Linked DNA regions of Homo sapiens: region 2 is linked to region 1. Evidence: chromatin contacts called from ENCODE Hi-C data. All regions are on one chromosome and are shown on one strand. The core of a region is the stretch at or near the end of the contact, and the rest is flanking DNA. Distances in the headings are between cores, read along the strand shown. Region 1 holds the start of LINC01177 (long intergenic non-protein coding RNA 1177). Region 2 overlaps LOC101927026 (a long non-coding RNA gene).

Evidence for each region. Hi-C counts contacts between places; a loop is a spot of excess contacts on that map. Pooled maps may share reads with other maps.
Region 2: a map of Right ventricle myocardium inferior shows a loop between it and region 1 (4-fold over the local background). The contact joins the enhancer-like site here to the promoter of LINC01177 in region 1. A Hi-C loop is called at or near these places in 4 of 168 maps with a recorded cell type or tissue (Caco-2, Right ventricle myocardium inferior and heart left ventricle) and 5 of 50 pooled maps.

The regions. Positions count from the first base shown.
Region 1 is chr16:9,442,615-9,449,314 of GRCh38, reverse strand. LINC01177 (long intergenic non-protein coding RNA 1177) reads left to right here and starts at 4,330. Exons shown (of 4, transcript NR_126397.1): 1 at 4,330-4,382; 2 at 5,163-5,330. It overlaps LINC01195 (long intergenic non-protein coding RNA 1195), which reads left to right. Exons shown (of 5, transcript NR_126349.1): 3 at 1,273-1,406; 4 at 3,086-3,144; 5 at 3,247-3,302.
Region 2 is chr16:9,485,749-9,492,448 of GRCh38, reverse strand. The region is part of intron 1 of LOC101927026 (a long non-coding RNA gene); the gene reads right to left. Among named protein-coding and RNA genes, the nearest start is that of LINC01195, 34 kb to the right of the region's middle. Within about 2 kb of position 2,413, at least 5 of the 41 ENCODE cell types and tissues checked have a DNase peak (open chromatin) inside an H3K27ac peak, as active enhancers do.

The DNA.
Region 1 (6,700 bases), core at 3,081-5,580:
CCCCCAACCCTGGTACCCTTCCCTAGCACTCTGTGCTTTCCTTCAGATGATGTCAACAATTCCCTCTAAAATGCTATATTTTGATGAGTTCTCATAGGCATTTTCAGTCAAGATATTTTGAACATGACTTCTCCATGTTTTGGAAAAAACTCCTCTCCTGGAATCTACATTTGGGTGTCTCTCAGAAGCCTCAAACTCAATCTGACAAAAGCTGGACTCTTGCCCTCCCCTTCCAAATCTGCCCCCTCCCTTCCTGTATCTTCTGTCTTAGGAAATGAAACCATGACTTCCATCATCATCTCACAATAAACCTGGCAATTATGTCCGACACTCCCTTTCTCTTGTTCCCGAACACTCTCTCACTCACAAATTCCTATGGATTTTACCTTATAAATGTTTTTGATACTCTCAAAGCCCTGACTTCACCACTACATAATCTAGGCATATAACAAAATTACACTGGTACCCCATAAATTTATACAAATTTTAAAATATATTTCTTGAGCATGTCTACTTCTGTGCATCATCCCCTCAGCTCATGAGATTGTCTCCCATGTCACCAGGACCATTATTGTTGTTTCCTAACTTCCACTATTGGCCCCTTTAGTTAACTCTCCATTTTTAAAAGATCTTTCATGCTTTTTTTTTTTTTTTTTTTTTTTTTGAGACAGGGTATTATTCTGTCACCCAGGCTGGAGTGCAGTGGGGTAATCATGGCTCACTGCAGCCTCGGCCTCCTGGGCTCAAGTGATCCTTCCAAGTCAGCCTCCCAAGTAGCTGGAAAGAGGTGTGCACCACCATGCCCAGCTATTTTTTTTTAATATTTTTGTAGAGATGGGAGTCTCACTATGTTGCCCAGGCTTCGTATTCAACTCCTGGCTGAAGTCCTCCCACTTCAGCATTCCAAAGTGTTGGGATTACAGGCATGAACCACTGCACCCACCTATTTCATACCTTTTCTTTGTTTGTAAAATCAAGTTCAAAATCTACAACATGCCCCTCAGGGGCAGCCTGATTGTCTCCTTCTCCCCCTCCAGCTTCACCCTAGGATCTTTGTCTTCCCTCTTGCTTCAACCACGCATATCTGTCTCCTCTGTGAGCCAGATTCTTTCATCGCAAGGTCTTTCCACATGCTCTTTCCTCTGCCTGGAATGTTCCTTTAGCCCCATCTCCCCAACCCACCCACAGGGCTCACACTCATCTTTCAAACTTCATCTTCACTGTCATTTCCTTCAACCTCCTACCTGACTTGCTTCCCTTTGTCAATCTCAGAGCACCGATGGATTTTGCCTTGTAATTACCTGTATGAGTGAAATCATGTTCAAAGACTGTCTCTCCTGATAGAACGTGAAGGTCAGGACACGCTTGTAATCCCAGTGCCAAGAACGGAGCCTGGCACAAAGCAGGTATTCAATGAATGTGTACTGAGTGAACAAACAAGTAAATCATCACCATTGTTGTTATAAAGTCACTGCCCTCTGGAGATTTCAGTTCCCTCTTATGAGCATCCCATTCTGTGAGATTTTATTTTGTTTATGAAATGTTCTGCTCTACTCCCTTGAACCTAGCAGGTTTCAATTTGGCTTTCCTTCCATTCTTCCCAGACTCATGTGGGACAGACCTTAATGCATGCATTTGGCTCTAATAAACTCAGTTCCAAGGTATTTGAACTTCCTGCTATTCTGGGGTGGCACTGTTACGAAAAGGGGAAAAATCACTGTCCTCTAACAATTATTATCACTGTTATTGCCATTTGAGCTAGAAGCCACCTAAGCAGCTTCTGAAAACATTTCAGTTAAAGAACCTACAGTGTGCCTGAGTCTGTTTTTTATTTTTAAATTTTTCTCTGGAGCTTCCTGGACCCAATCACCCAGAGATGGTAGAAGGGCCCTGGTGAAACATACCAGCCCTGAGGTGCCTCATGACTGACAGATCTTTGCAGCTATGGGCCAGCTGCCATCTGCCAAGTGGCCTCCAAGGGCTCCTGCCAAGAAAGGAGAGGCTCGAGGGAGCAGGAATTGAAAATAACTTAGTATACACAACACACATACACACACAGTCTTATCAATACCCTTGGCTCATTTCAGACGTTGAGCTGTAAATATCAAATCCTCAAGGGTATTTCAAAAATAATTGCATTAGAGCAGGTCTGTTGGGTCCACGCCCCTTAAAGATAAAATAAACCTCACCCCATCATGTGCCCTCACCCATAAACAGATGACAGGGAACTCCATAGAAACTCAGTCTATATTTATGCTGAAGCTCTGTTCTTCCTGATGAGACTCTCCATTACTCCAATAGGATTTTTCTTTCCTTTAAAAGTGACTCTTGGCTGAGCATGGTGACTCATGCCTGTAATCTCACACTACTTTGGGAGGCCAAGGGGGGCAGATCACCAGAGGTCAGGAGCTCAAGACCAGCCTGGCCAAAATGATGAAACCCCTTCTCTACTAAAAATACAAAAATTACCTGGGTGTGGAGGTGCACACCTGTAATCCCAGCTACTCTACTCTGGTAGCTGAGGCAGCAGAATCGCTTGAACTTGGGAGGCAGAGGTTTTAGTGAGCTGAGATTGCACCACTGCACTCCAGCCTGCGTAACAGAGCGAGATTCTGCTTCAAAATAAATAAATAAATAAATAAATAAATAAATAAATAAATAAATAAAAATAAAAGTGACTCTTGGTCCTGGAATGTCTGGGAAATAGCAGGAAAATGGGCAGAACTTCCTCTAATCAGCCTTCCCTTTTGTGCACTCAGAACCATGATCCCGCTCCCAGCTCCCCTGGACCCCTGCTGAGGTGCCTGCTGCAAATGGATCATGCTCTGTATTTTACAGACGTTGTCTTGGTTGCTGCCATCATAACCCCTCAGGGCCCAGGTCTCACAGTACCCTCCGACAGAGCTATTTAAGCCCCCAAAAGCCCCAGCTGTTTCCATACTTCCACCTCCCAACTCTGAGTCTCAACGATGCTTGCCTCCTCCTCTCAGCATCCCACATCAGATCCCAAGTTACTCAGGATTTATAGGACTCTCAGGAAAGCAGTGAATCACTCCCCCTTTCTCTACGTATTACTCAATCACAGGTTCCGGAACCAGTTACCAATCAAAGGAAGATACCAAATATCTCCAGCCTTTGTCTTGGGTGAGTAGGACTCAGCCAGGTTCTTCAGACAGTGTTGAGAACACAGACCAGTCAAGCTTGCATATTTTCTAAAGATTTACTGGACTCTCTGTACTTTCACAGAAGCAGACAATGGCCCTTCACCAGTAAGACCAAGAGAATAAGAAAAAATAATACAAGTTATGTATTGAATGTTTACCAGTTTTCTAATCACTTCACAGGCCTTACCTTTCATTGAAATTTACAAGATCCTGATGCGTTATGTGGTTGTTGTCCTCCTCATTGTTGCTGCTATTATTTTGCAAGGAGAAAGACTGAGGCTCAGAGTGTTTAATTAATTTACCCTTCCATTGTCAGGCAAATGACAATGCTTTTTTGAAACACGTATCTGTGTTGATTCCAAAACCTGAGCTTTTAAAAGTATTAAAAATAACAAAAGCTGACATTTAATGATCACATTACCGAATGCTAGGCGCTAAGCTAAGCATTTAACATGCCTTCTATTCTTTCCTGTAATGATCCCACGAGGTAGGCATCAATATGCCCATTTTAGAGAAGAGGTCACTGAGGTCCAGAACAGCTAAGTATCTGGTCCAAGGACTTATGGCTGATGAGCAGAGAAGCAGGGATTCCAGCCCTAGTCTTCTGACCTCGGAGTCTACTTACCCACAGCACTATGGGAACCTCTACAAAAGTTTTATGGAGGACCTCTGGCCCACAGAGAAGAATTATCTCAAAATGTTTCCCTATGCAGACTCAGTCCTCTGACCAAAACCCAACATCCTACTTTTTTAAATTCAAATCAATAGCAAAAGCAGAGATTGAGATTTGTATCTTTAAGCTACAATTCAAAACTTTGTCTTATTCTTAAAACACATGATAATATACAATCACCTCCAGTGGAGCCACCTAAGCCCCCAGCTGCCCCAGCTACTTCCATACTTTCGTCTCCCAACTCTGAGTCTCCACAATGTTTGCCTCCTACATCAGATCCCAAGTTACTCAGGATTTATAGAACTCTCAGGAAAGCAGTGAATCTCTACCCCTTCCCCTACCTGTTCCTCAATCACAGGTTCTAGAACCAGTTACCAATCAAAGGAGATACTAAATATCTCCAGCCTTCGTCTTGGGTGAATGAGAATCAGCCAGGCAGAGAGGCGTCCTCCAGCAAGGAAGACCAGCTTGTGCCAAGGCCCAGCGGAGACAAGACACAATGGGGTATTTCCGGAGCTGCTTATACTTCAGCATGACACAGCCTGGTAAGTGGGCTGGGAGCACGCAGCCGCTCCTTTGTGAAAGGGCAGGCTCCGAAAGGTGGATTCCCCTGGTGTCCCGTATCCTCGGATTTTGCACCACTCAGTGCCTCCATTCCTGGGCAGCTGTCCTCAGTAGTACCCAGCACAGGCAACTGACCACTGTAGATCAAGACTGTTTCTCCAGATCTTGACTCATCTCAGCCTCAGAGCAAACCATTTCTACATTTGTATAATGCTATTCACCAGAGGCCACTGGTCATGACAGCTGTGACATCTACCCCCATGTTCTTTTGGCTGTCTGGTCAATTATTTTCATCTCAAAGCCCCATAATTTCCCAGGCTGGCACGGTAGCCAGGGCACAGGGTCAGGAATCATATATACCTAGGTTCTAGTCATGCATCTTTTCTTTACCAGCTGTGTGACCTAGGACATGTCACTTTGCTTCTCCAAAACCCAATTGCCTTACCGTTAACTGGGGATTATAAAGCCCTCCTTCCATAGTGTTGCTGTGAGGATTAAATATGCTAACCAAAGACCTGGTATGAAGAAGAGGTCCCATGTGTGTCATTAAGCCCTTTTCCCCTACATAACCAAGTGCATAGTGCATAGACGTAGTGAGACAGTGATTAGACCTTTTGAGCAAGGGAACTTCAAAGAGAGCTCACAGTGTTGCCAGAACTCTCTGAATGGATTCATTTATAGAGAGACTGTAAAGAAAGCACACAAAGCCGTGAACTCAACCCTTCACTTGTCCCTGCTCTTCATATTCAAATGTTGGAAAGACAGGACAAGCCGGACCAACATGCAGGGAAAGGTGACCACAAAGCCAGGTGTGTGAAGGGAATGAGGAAGGGGATTGGGCAGGTGCTCACTGAAGAAAGACATCTCCACAGGGGCCAGCCCACCAACGAACACCTTCTTCCTGATTCCAGCTGAGCCTTGGAAGCCAGGTACTTCCTCTACATGCTATGCTCCTAAGAGTCTGTAGACCCCACCAAAGGTCAAGAAATTGCAAAAAATCTTTATAGACTCTAAAAGAAAGAAAGCTTTTTTTTTTTTTCCTGGAGTGCCATGGTGCGATCTCCGCTCACTGCAACCTCCACCTCCCGGGTTCAAGCAATTCTCCTGCCTCAGCCTCCCGAGTACCTGGGATTACAGGCATGTGCCACCACGCCCAGCTAATTTTTTGGTATTTTTAGTAGAGACAGTTTCGCCATATTGGCCAGGTTGGTCTTGAACTCCTGACCTTGCGATCTGCCCACCTTGGACTCCCAAATTGCTGCGATTACAGGCTATTTTATTATTTTTTTAGAGACAGGGTCTCGCTCTGTTGCCCAGACTGGAGTGAAGTGGCAAAATCATAGCTCACTGCAGCGTCAACCTACCCACCTTAAGCGATCCTCCCTCTTCAGCTTCCTGAATAGCTGGGCCTACAGGCATGTGCCACCATGCCTGGTTAATTTTTTAATTTCTTTTGTAGAGATGGGGGGGGTCTCCCTATGTTGCCCAAGCTGGTCTTGAACTCCTGGACTCAGGTGATCCTCTAGCCTCAGCCTCCCAAAATGAAGAAGGCATTTTAAATATCATAGATCAGGCAGTTTCCCAGAGCAGTTGAGGTCCTCCTTGCTGACACGAGGGTGTAGCTACAGGAGCTGCCTCTGCTTGACTCGTCTGCAGCTCTTCTGGGCTCCCTGCTTCCCTCCTCTCCTTCCTCACCCAGTTGTGAAAGCCCCGTCCTTGTGTTGAGGTGCAGGGACCAAGGTCTTTAGAGTCAGATAGACCTCGGGACAAACTGGGCTCCATCATTTCCTAGTGCTGCATTTCCATTAGTTACCTCATTTCTTTGAGCCTCAGATCATCATCTGTAAACACACAGGGCATAATCATAGCATTTCCCTCTTGGGTTGCTGTGAGGATTAGATAAAATATGAATAAAAAGTCGGTCTTTAATACATGCTAGTTTCCTAGGTACACCTCCCCAGCACAGTGCTAAGTATTCGCAATAACAGCAATAACAGCAGTATTAAATAATCACTAAGCACTAGGCTCCGTGCTAAACACTTCCCAGTTACTGTCTTGCTAATCCTCACCACGGCCCTATGATGTAGGTAATATAAGCGCACTTTTTAGAGTTGGGGAAATCAAGTCTCAGAAAGATTCTGTAGTGCATCTCAGGGTACTGTTGAAAAATATCAAAGTAGGAATTCAAGCCAACACAAACAAGGCAGGCTAAGCTCTAGTAGGCACTGACAATGTGCAGGAACTGCTCTAACTACTTTAAATATATCCTCCCCAAAAGAACTCCATGAAATAAGTACTC
Region 2 (6,700 bases), core at 1,164-3,663, 45 kb before region 1:
GCTCAAGTCTTGTCCCATCTAGAACCTCTTCCTGACGTCTCTATCCCTGATCAATTTTTCTAACCTTTGGGGATAGCTCTGATGTAGTTCTCATCAATTACCTGTATCTATAGTTACCTATAATTATCTCATCAATGATCTATAGTTAAGTAGATAATTACCTGTTTTACTCAAGAGTAAGAACTGTGTTTCAATTAGCTTCTGTGTTTCATGTAATAGTGAAAGTACAAGATTTGCAGTGCAATTGTATTTCAGAGAAGTTCGATCATTTTCTTAAGGTTACATAGCTTATAACTGTAAGAGTTCACTAAGCTAAAATATAGGTCTGTGCTATTCCACAGCCCAAGCATTTTACTTCTACTTCACCTCTCCTCCCTAGTAGGTACTTATCTGTTAATTAAGCTTAGTGCTCTGCTCTTGGGACCCACTCGTTGTTGTTGTTGTCACCAATATTCTTGTTGTTGTTGTTTTTCCAAATTCCATGTTGATCTGTGTGATAAGGGTCTTTTGACTGATCACAGCTCAAATCAATGTCAAGTACACACAGAGGATGGATTCTTGCCCTTCTCTGAGCCCTAGCATTACAGATTCAGTGTAGCAGGACTGAACCAGAAACTGTTTGGCAATGCCTAATCTGTTGCATTTGGCACCAAAGATGATGGTGGATAAAACTCTTGATGGCATCATCCTTGCCTGGTTGCACGTAGTAAGGAATTAGAAGTCCCCTAGCGTTTGTGTCCAAGCTAATTTAGACTTGTTTTCCTTACTAAAACTCATGGAGGTTTGACCTACTCATATGATAGATGCACATGCCCTCCACAGTCTCCTTGCAAATAAGGATCGCCGTAAAGGATACCTAGAAAAACTGCTGCTCCTCCAGGGTCTGTGTACTCTGAGCATTTTGCCTTCAATGTGAGCCTAGGGTCAAGGGCTCTTGATATAGGTTGCTAGGATTCTAGTTCTAGTTTTACCACCTGCAAGCTGTGTGAACTTGAAATAGTTAATCTCTCTGTGCCCTTTTCCTTTATGTACATAATAAGGATTATATCCCTCAAACATAGCCTGTTGTAAGGAGTTAATGGGATGCCATGTGTAATATAGCTAACAGCCTTGGCTCCCAGGCAGTCAATGCTCCCCTGAGCTCATCACCAAGGGAAGGACCTTGAAAAATGTCACTAGGAAGGACCAAGAAAAATGTGCAACTCAGGTTGGCCTCTGTGAGGGTAAAAGAAACTCAGATGATCTCAGCCCTTCCATTTCTGCTTCCTTCCTTCACCTATCACGCACCCCTGAAAATTTTCATGCTGCCGTCACCACACTCCGGGAAAAACACACATGCTCTGGAGTCAGAGCTCTGAATTCAGAGACCTGTGTCTCCAAAGACTGGCTGTATCCCACTGCAAATTATTTCTTCCATTTCAGCGTTTCCACAGTGTGAATGATAATGTAAACTAAGTAAAACAAAAATGCCTTGCCATGAAAATCACAGAATCCATGCTGTTATTTTCTCAGATATTTTAGTCTTACATAAAGGAAGGGTTGTTTTTCTGTTGTTTTTGCAAAAGTCTTCTCTCTCCGTCTGTCTGTTTCTGCCTCTCTGTTTTTCTCTGTGTGCATGTCAACTATCTCAGACTCTTTCTACACACTTCTTTAAATTCTTTGTATTTTTCTCACTCTCCCATGTCTCACACTGTCTCTTTCTGTAAATCACTCTCTCTCTCTCTCTCTCTCCCTTTCTCTCTCTGTGTATGTGCGTGTCAATTCTCTCAACCTCTTTCTTTATAATTCTCTTACCCACTCTGACTCCCAACCATAGTCATTTAAAGTGTATCCTCTAAATTCATCTGCCTGAATTTGCAGACTGGCTCCATACTTGAAGAACTGTGTGAACTTGGGTAATTTATTTAGTCTCTCTGAGCTTGTTTTTACACTTTGAAAGTAAGGAAAATAACAAAGTTTCTACTGCACAGGGTCATCATGAAGAAGAAATACAATAATGCGGCCAGAGCCCCGACCATCATACCTGGCAAAGAGCATGCATTTAACAAATATTCGCTGTTGTGATTATCTGTTTCTCCTCTCTCCTTGATCCATTTATCCTTGTGTCTATTTCAGGTGCATTCTCTTCCTTTATCTTGCTCTGTTTTCTGGCTCTCTCCCTCTCTCCTTTCTTCCCTCCCTCCTTCTCTCTCCTCCTCCCTCTCTGAACAGAGATCCACTGCTGCTCATTTCCTAAATTTGTTTAGCCACATCAATCTCTTGGTCAGGTGCAGATGTCAAGCTGCCCACACACAAAATAAAAAGCTACACTTGTGGTGCCAAGGAGGTATGGGCGGCTTGGGAGCCCTTACCAAGTTTCTCAGGAGATGGCCCAGGGGTTCCATGACGACAGGGCCAGCGCTGGCAATGTTTTCCTATGCCATGGTAACCACCCACCGTGCGTCACTGCAAGACAAACGGTGCCTCTCAGTAAGCAGAGAGATTAACAGCGTAGAATGTGGAGTATGAGCTCTTCAAAGGGAGCAGAATGTTCAACTGTAATTCATCTGAACTCCCATTTTTAACTCAAAACACAAATTCAGTTGCCAATAGAAGTCTATAAAGAATTAATTAGGGAACTTCACAAACAGTCAAAACTCATAAATTTATCACTGACAAAAAGAATCATTTCCTCTGTCAGACGTGAAGTATGGTTGTCAGAAAACGGAAACAAAAAAGAAAAAAACACTCAAAGAAGCAGGCCTGCTGTCTCATTTCTTTTCTCTAATTTGAAGAGAGAAGATAGTTTAGCACTTGGAGGATTCAGAAACTGACAATGCTCCCAGACCCTAAGCTCCATGAGGCTAAAGGCGGCCATGTCTGCAGTGTTCATTGCCAGAACTCCATTCTGTGGCTTGGTGCCTGGTACAGACGAGGAGTTGAAAATATTTATTGAATTGACTAAAATTTAAAAGGAGGCAATGGGAAGGGATAAAATTGATGGTCCAGACTTCTGACATTAAATCTGGCTTCCCTCCATTGCTCTGTCCTACTTCCTGTGAAACAGGAAGTGACACAGTGGCATCATCCCCCTGTCTGAGAATTCCTGACTACTGTGACCCCATTATTACTCTAACAACCCCCATAGTAAGAGCATGGCTTTGGAACATCAACAGGCCCAGCTCTATCCTAACTTCTATTAGTCTCAGTTTTTTCATGTGTAAAATGAAGCTAATTCTTTCATTGACGTCACACAATTTATGGAGATTAAGTGATAAATGCATTTGAAGATAAATATTAGCTACTAGTATCATTACTATAAGGAGTAAAGAGGACCATATTAGTTTGCTAGGGCCGCCATAACAAAATACCTCAGAGTGGGTGGCTTAAACAACTGAAAATTATTTTCCAACAGTTTTGGAGGCTGGAAGTCCAAGATGAAGGTGTCCGCAGCATTGGTTTCATTAGGAGGTCTCTCTCCTTGGCTTCTGGATGGCCATCTTCTTGCTGTATCCTCACATGATCTTTCCTCCGTGCACACACACCCCTGGTGTATCTCTATGTCCAGATTTCCTCTTCTCATAAGGATGCTAGTCACATTGGATTAGAACCCACCCCAACAGCCATGATATTAACTTAATCGTCTCTTTAAAGACCCTATCTCCAAAAAGTTACATTCTGTAGTGCTGTGGGTTAGGGCTTCAACATATGAACTTTGCGGGGACAAAACCCAGCCCATAGCAGGGACCTTAAGTATAATCATACTTCTCAATAGTTTAAGAGAAAACAAAAATTTGCCTTCCGACTGGCACTGAGCTGAGTTCACCCTTGTAAATCCTCAAGCTAAAAAATATTTTTCAAATCTGACCTGCCAGCATGCAAAGATCTAGCCAGCATACCAGCGATATAGGACTAATGCATGCAGCACAGGACACCTCAGCCAAGGCTCTTGCCCTCTCTAGTCCTAATCTAGGAGGAATAGGTTGGACCATGGGGTCCCTAAGATTTCATCTGCTATAATTCTAGCTATATGATTGCTCAGATGCTGAAAGGATCTGCAAAGGCTTGTACAGAAAGTATGAGTTCATATAAAAAATAAGAGTGTTCCCACCTCTATATTGAAAGTTTAGCTTCTGGAGCTCTCCACTGTAGTAAGCATGTGGTAGAGGACACTAAACTTTGGGAGAAAAATGGGAAAAAGCTCAGGGAATCAAGGTTAGGAGCAAACTCATGAAGGGCTTTATCATAGTAACGCCTCCAGCTTGCCTGGCATCCAAAAGATGGGTCCAATTATTACCAGAAAGAAAACCTAACACTGAATCTTGACCACTCATGAAGTGCAGCAGGTAGTGCAAATAATTCCCTTCAAAATGCATTTCAACCTAATCAGGGTCCACCTCTGGGAGTCGTCCCTGGGAGTCGTCCCTGGGAGTCTTTCCTTTCTCCAGCCTCTTGCCTCTTTCTCCTCTCCTTACCCTCATACCCTTGGTATTTTCTATTTCTCTGCCAGGGTCTGGCTCTATCAATGAAGAAACTCCTTACAGCCCTTGGCTCCTGAACATCACCTCTGATTCCTTCCTCTTTTGTAGGAAAAAGCATCAAGCTCTTCACTTTCCTCGGGTGAGAGATGGCAGAGTGCAGTGGTTAAGACAGGCATTCTGGAGCCAGTCTCATTAGTTTTGAATTCCTGATCTCCCACCGATCAGCTGGATCTGTTACTGGGAAAGTTACTTAACCTCTCTATGCCTCCATTCGTTTATCTGTGAAGTGGGAATTGCAATTGTTTCTCCCTACTGGGGCTGTTAGGAGGGTTAAATGAGCTAACATGCATAAAGTGTGAGGACAGTGCCTGTACACAGTAGGTGCAACACATGTTAACTGCTTTTCCTGAGAGGTGAGCATTCATACTAGTGGCTGAGGTTGGGCAGAACAATTTACTGGGGTGCATAAAGAAAATATCTGTTATCATTATCTTTTTAATGTCTATTTTAATATGTGTTTTATAAGATACACAATATACAAACACAATAGTATGTGTTGACAACTTAAAAATAAGTAAACATATATATTGCGTGGAAATGTTCGAAAAATTCTAATTCAGTGCACAACCAAAAAAGTTTAGAGGCCATTGATCTATAGCCAACCAACCCTTACTTTTTAGAAAAAAAAATGTAATTTGCACAATAGTATTTTTCAGAACACACCCTTTTCCTGTTAATACTGACTTTTTCTCTGAGTGTAATGTAGTTGTCACTGTTCTACTAATGAAACCTCAGTCTCTTTATTCTGTCTTACTAAAGACTGCCAGTCTGCCAATAATAGAGAAGGGAATCTCATCCAGCTACTATACATGTTTACACTCACCTAAACACAACAATAAAGACAGCATCGAGAGATAGAATGAAAGAGTATCAGGGACTGTCAGCACATAATAAATCAGTAATTATAGCTACTATACAACTCATTTCCATTTGCTATTTCTTATTCATTAGTCCTCACTTCGAAAATCCTGGTTTTCCATGATTGTCATTTCACTTCAATTTCATTTCATTTTCAATTTCTTTCACTGTGCATTTTCAGGGAGGGGCTGCATTTCTCCATGTCTACCTTTTTAAAATTATAATGCCCACTGCATTTCTGATTTTAGATATAGACTTCCAACTCTTGGACCCACTGTGGTCTGAGACATTCAGTGAAATCTGGATACCTGCATTGGAAATAACTTTGGGCAACCTTGTTTCAACCCTTTTGGTGTCACTAGTAGGAATTTCTTCAGTCCCATTGGCAATACCCAGAATTTTGTAATCTCAACTTTCTCCATGTAAGTTTGTACCAAAGCCACCTGCCTCTTAAACATCTGCCTTTCTTATACTGACTAGAATTATCTGAAAATAAAGGACGGCTCACCGTCCTGAGAATAGGTGATGAGCTTCCTACCTCTAAAGCAGCACTTCTCAATTTTGGCACTATTGACACTTGGGGCTCGATAATGCCTTGTCACGACGGGTCACCCTGTGCATTGTGGGGTGATTAGCAGCACCCCTCGTCTCAACCTACCAGATGCCAGTAGCAACTCTCCCCAGGTCGCGACAACCAAAAATGTCGCCAGATATCACCACGTGTCTCCTGAGGGGCAAAATCATCTCTGGTTGGGAATCCTGTTTCAGAAGTAGTCAAGAAGAACAACAATACCCCCTTCAAGGGGGTTACAGCAGGAAGATTCCTGTGCTGGGTGGGAGCTTGAACCAGATTTTAAACTCCATGGAAATTCTACAGTGCTACAATAGCATAAAATGGTTTTTATGTCAGTGGTGTTGATGGGGTGAAGCAGAGAGAGGAATGGGGCAGGAATGGGGGAAATTTAGAATCTGGGTCCAATGGACTTGGGGTCCACTCCGAGATCATCTGAGAGTGTTCCCACTATCTCTCTCCCTCCCACAGCCAATCCCTGCAGGGGGGCAGTAGATGAAGCAGGAGAGGTGAGATGCTCACTCAGGAGTTAGGAGATTTATACCAACAGACAATGCTTTCAGAATGTGGTGAGTCTTCCAAGTTTGTTTGTTTGTTTTCCAGACAGAGTCTCACTTTGTCACCCAGGCTAGAGTGCAGTGGCACGATCTTGGCTCACTGCAACCTCTGCCTCCCGGTTCAAGCTATTCTCATGCCTCAATCTCCCAAGTAGCTGGGATGACAGGTGCCGTCCCACCACATCCAGCTAATT